2 separate regions of the Mus musculus genome follow, and region 2 is linked to region 1. A link is a loop called in an ENCODE intact Hi-C map of the cell type or tissue named here. Cell type or tissue: heart. All regions are shown on one strand.

Region 1 (2,500 bases):
GAGAAACCCTGTCTTGAACCCCACCCCCAAAAAATTAAAGTCTCTTACGTAGTTGTTTTCTTTTAACAGGTCCTTCACGTCTTGGAATCTAGTCAAGAGTCAGTGCTGAAGAAAAGGAGAGTTAGTGAACCAAAGGAACATACCTAAAAATTATTTTTCTTATGCAAATTTGCAGTTCTCAACATTTAAACTAATATGCTGTATTATTTGAAGGTGTGCCTTCTGTACCTCTGAAAATTATTTTGTAGTTCATAGTTATTAAACTAATAAAAGTTTTAGCTATTATATTGTGTTTACCTGAGATAAATCCAAGGGAACTTTTGACTAAACAAAAATACAAATGTCATTGATTCTGCTCATATCCACTGAATACAACCTGCCTTCTATTTTAAAGAAAGCTTTTTTTTTAAATGTGTTAAGTTTTAAGGCCCTCTAAAACCATTTTTGAAGTGTTTATTCTGACTTTAAAATTCTGTAAGGATACACTTTTTACTTATGTTAAAACTGTACCATTTACTTGGTGCTATTAAAACAATGTTTGCTATTTTGATATAGTGTGTTATTAACAACTTTTTTTTTTTAATATTTATTTATTTATTATATGTAAGTACACTGTAGCTGTCTTCAGACACACCAGAAGAGGGCATCAGATTTCATTACAGATGGTTATGAGCCACCATGTGGTTGCTGGGATTTGAACTCATGACCTTTGGAAGAGCAGTCGGCACTCTTAACCGCTGAGCCATCTCACCAGCCCTATTAACAACTTTTAAATATGTATTTAGAGCAAAAATGATAAAAGCAATGGCCAATAAAAAAAAGACCGGCATCTTAATACCATGACTAAGATGCTCAGTGTGCAGGGTCTTTCAGGGCTTCTAGTTATTTAATTAACAGAAAGTGTTCAGCTATTAATTTTGAGAGAATTTAAGTAAGTATATCTTTCGCGAGGTGGACACATTTTAGAACTTTTGAGTGGTAGTGTGAACAATTGTTTTGCTGAGAGACCTGGAACCTAGCCCCACCCAAGCTATTTGCTTCCTTTGCTTCAGAAAAGGAAGACCTAAAAACTTGATCTGTTTCCGTCTTGTAATTTTAGCAGCCATATTCCAAACTGTACAGTAGCTACAGGATTATCAAAGTGGGATAACATCCCTCTAGAGCTGTTATGTGTGTAATAGTACCCATGCTGTTCAGTATAAACAGCACAAACCGAGTCAGATTACGTTTTTCTAGAGGCAAAGTTAAGCTCAGAGTTTACTCTTAGCCTTATTGCTTGGATGCCAACATTTCTTAACCAGCAGTGCCAATACAGACAGCTACAGAAAAACACCTGCTACACTGAAATTGGCCAACAGAATCCTTTCGTGATTGGCAGCACTGTGCTATCTCACAGAATACTTTGATTGGGTAATTTCATCGGGGTGGGATGCAGCCTTTTCCTCGCAGCCACCGAGGTTCCTTCATTGGACAGACCAGCTGTCAGGTTGAACCCAAACCTGCCTCCTTTTGGTGATGTTTGTCTGGATCGCAACACAATAGCCCGGAGGACCTCCCCTCGTAAGCTCCGATTGGCTAGAGTCAAACTTGGGGGTTTCTGATTGGCCCAATGAAGAAACACCAAGGTAGGTTGCCTAGTGATCCTGAGGAAGCTGATGTGTTATTCCCTCTCTGCAACGAAGGATCAGGAAGTTTGTACTCTCTGTGTGGCTGAGAAGTTTTTCACCTACTGGAACCCGCCTAGGGTACGGGAAACAGGTGCCCTCCAAAACGAGAGCGCGAACTGCAGCCTACGTCCCACTGCAGCTCAGGAGCAACGTCAGGTGAGCAAATATAACACTTCTTAACATCCAACAGAGCTGGTCAGTATTTTACTTTAGAGAGAAAGGGTGGTTTTTACTTATTTGTTGTTGCTCATCATGTTTTCAAGTAGGGTATTTTAACTAATAAGTGGCCACAGGGAAATGATGAATTCCTCAAAGAAAATTGCCCCCATTCTCCCCGGGGTGTTAAAGTTTCTTGGATTGGGTTTGGAAATAATGCCAAATGGAATTGGCACCCTAAGGCATTGTTCTGTGTTCTGTTCCTTCACTCTTCTTACTTCCCCTGAAAATTATATTTGAAATATACGCTTGTATGAAGAATTGTTTGTAAGACTCTTGGTGTGTATTTCTGGTGCTGTTTAATGAGTATATATTTATTTGAGCAGTTAAAACGTTAAAGATATTGTGCTAGTTGCTATGGAGAATATAAAAATTAAAAGATGACAATATTTCAGCCCTGGAGAAGTTTAATGTAACAGACAGCCATAACAAAAGAGGGACTATAATAAACATTTTAAAGGGCTTAAGTATAAATTTCTGTTTACATACAACTGAAGAAAAATCCATTTCTAAGTGTTTAATATATGCATAGTGGAGAGATAGAATTCACCTTAAGGCCTCACTTGTCTTTAGTAGGCCTTCAAAGACTGGACAGACAGTATTTAGGGAGGAAAGGA
Region 2 (2,500 bases), 87 kb after region 1:
GGGCCAAAGTCAGGTTTTTTTCATGGTGTATTTGGGGAAAGGGTCTCACAAGTATAGCCCAGGCTAGCCTTGTGATCTTCCTGCCTCAGCCTCCCACGTGCTGGGATCACCCATGGCTTTATTTTTTAATTAAAAAAAAAAAAAAGAAATAAAAAGGAACAGATATGACTGCTCCTAGGTATGACGAAGGAGAAAGTTTACAGTAGATCAGAAGAACAAAGCCAGAGGCAGCCACATCTGGGAGAGTTCAGAGTGATCCTGACCTTGTGAGGAGAGGGGGGAGGGGAAGGGAGCAGAAACCAGGTCCAGCTACCAGTAGGCCAAAGGTACAAAAGGGGCAGGTAGCCAGGACGGTTGCTTATAAAGGGAGGGGCAGTCCAGTCCCGTGGGCTGGGAGACAGGGTGTGCCAGTCATACCCTTGTAACAGCGACTGAGGGATGCTGGGAGAACCTGTTGACTGTCAGGTCCACTTTGATATATTAAGCAGGCGCCTCAGCCGTTTGTCCGGGGTTAATTTTCCTTCCCCTCCTTTGTCACCCACTCAGTCCCCTTACACTGTGCTTGCTGTCATCTTCCTGCTCAGCCACATCCAGCGGGAGGACAGCCTAAGTCCCAAGGCAGGGAGCTTTGTACCCTTCTAATGTAGCAAAGGGTTTGCTACAGTGGAACAACTTTATTCTTAGGGGAACTTGGTATCCAAGGAGTGTAGCTGTGTTCAGAAAATAGTAGTAAAACTGTCTGCAGGCTTTTACTAATGGCCATACTCAGCCTGTCTGAAGAGGCACAGACAGAACAAGGCTGCCTCCAGCGGGGCATCGGCAGCAAGAAAGTCAGGCCTCAGAACCAACTGTAGGGGCCAGGGAAGAGGACCCTGGAGAAGGCTGTCCACTCCACCTTTAACAAGTTATTTACTTTGAAAGAAACACACAGGGAGAGGGAAGTGGTGGGGGAGGGAGGAGGCCTGGTGAGACATCTCTGTGGAATGTGTCTCTGGCAGGACATCTGGTCCTGCCTTGGCCCCTCCTCCCTCCTCCTGCAGTCACAGAGTCATGCGGGCCAAGCTCCTATGATTTTGCTGAGCAAAGAGAGGGGGCAAAGTTACCACCCCATGCACCCATGGAAAGCAGTAAGCAGGCATCTAGCAGGGAAGTGGGTAAAAGAGGAGGAGACAGGGCCAGAGCGAGAGAACCTGAAAAGCAACATGCATGCCCCACGCTCGTGCGCACACAAGCCAGCTTAGCCCTGCATTGAAAAGTTCTGCTGGATTCCTAGAGACAACAGGAAGAGCCTACCCAAAAGCCCACCACAGGCTCTCTGCTGGGATCCAAGCACCCATTACTGCTCCTAAACTGGGAAAAGTAGCGGCCTCTAGTGGCCAGTAAGCCATCTGCAGATCTGTAGTGGGACAGAATCTTAGGCCCTTGATCCAGACTGCCCCAGGTTTGAAGCTCACTCCACAGCCCATGAGGACCACATCTTCCTCCCATCCCTAAATGCCGCTCCTCTTCCCACACCACATCTGGCCTCACATTGCTCGGATGGTGGGGTCCCCATGAACATAACGAAGAGCATGTTTATGTCAAAACCAACTTTAATAAAAAATAAATTACTTCTGGGGTGGGCATCATTTTCAGTGTGAAGTGGCGACTGGGGCTAGGATGTCTTATGCTGACGTTTCTCTTTTTCACCCTCGACACAAGTGGTCCCTGCCCTGGAGAGGTGTGGTCCTTCCCCAGTAAGGTAGGGTAGCAGTGGCTGATCCCTGCCCCTGCTAATGAGGGAGGTAGGAATACAGAGACTAGATAAGGCAGGGATGGGAACAACAGGGTAATTTAGAAGATGTGGAGACGAGGATTGGGGCACAGACCTGGAACTTCTGGGGGACACACACTATGTAGCTCAGATTAGTGTGGAAATATAACCTTGCTCTCTCCCCCTTTCTCCCCAGCCCAGAAAAGCATGAGGGATACAGGCACCGCCCACTTCCTATTCTTTCTCAAGCTGCTTTTGTGGAAGTGATAAACATACACAGGACAGACCCCCAGGCAGGTCAGGTACACTTCTTGAGCTATCACACTGTAGGTCTCTCACCCTGGAGGATCCCTCTGGCAAGGCTGAGACCAGGTGAAAAGCCAGAGGGTACAGAGCGGGCTAGTCAGTGGGTGGCACAAGAAAACCACGAAGGCAGGGTCTCTGGGACCCGTTTCAAGCCGGTTCCAGCTGGGACTGCTCCAGGACATGGGCACAAGAGCGGCAGCAGGTAGTTGTGTAGTAGGGGTAGACGCAGAGCCGGGCCTGTACCACCAGGGGGCAGTGTGGAGAGCTGTCCTTGCATTGGTCATCTGAGGACAGAGGTCAATGGCACAAGACTGGACTGACATCATCCCCTCTGGGAGCGTGGTACCCAATCCCACCAGCTCTTCTCATATCTGCCCATAGTCCAACTCCATCCCCTCTACTGGGGTGGGTGGGACGCTCTTTACCTGGTCGCTGGTTGCA

Evidence for each region. Hi-C counts contacts between places; a loop is a spot of excess contacts. Peaks named below come from ENCODE experiments on the same cell type or tissue, not always from the same donor. Only the 100,000 strongest peaks of a DNase experiment are listed, where the experiment ranks them.
Region 2: a loop joins it to region 1, with 1.9 times the contacts of the local background. A loop is called at or near these places in 1 of 42 quality-filtered maps.

The regions. Positions count from the first base shown.
Region 1 is chr3:95,587,312-95,589,811 of GRCm38, forward strand. Hormad1 (HORMA domain containing 1) reads left to right here. Exons shown (of 15, transcript NM_001289532.1): 15 at 70-549. The coding sequence ends at 147. Golph3l (golgi phosphoprotein 3-like) reads left to right here and starts at 1,623. Exons shown (of 5, transcript NM_146133.3): 1 at 1,623-1,823. The coding sequence starts at 1,656. Gm40097 (a long non-coding RNA gene) reads right to left here and starts at 1,506. Exons shown (of 3, transcript XR_867468.2): 1 at 1,334-1,506; 2 at 49-105. In heart, a CTCF peak has its summit at 1,496; a DNase peak (open chromatin) is centred at 1,500; H3K4me3 peaks cover 1,570 bases; H3K27ac peaks cover 1,243 bases.
Region 2 is chr3:95,674,627-95,677,126 of GRCm38, forward strand. It overlaps Adamtsl4 (ADAMTS-like 4), which reads right to left. Exons shown (of 18, transcript NM_144899.3): 17 at 2,485-2,500; 18 at 1,575-2,343. The coding sequence ends at 2,207. Gm52627 (a long non-coding RNA gene) reads left to right here. Exons shown (of 2, transcript XR_003954671.1): 2 at 1-1,616. Among named protein-coding and RNA genes, the nearest start is that of Gm52627, 3.7 kb to the left of the region's middle. In heart, CTCF peaks have their summits at 1,369 (motif pointing left) and 2,299 (motif pointing right); DNase peaks (open chromatin) are centred at 395, 965 and 2,375; H3K4me3 peaks cover 1,480 bases; H3K27ac peaks cover 2,500 bases.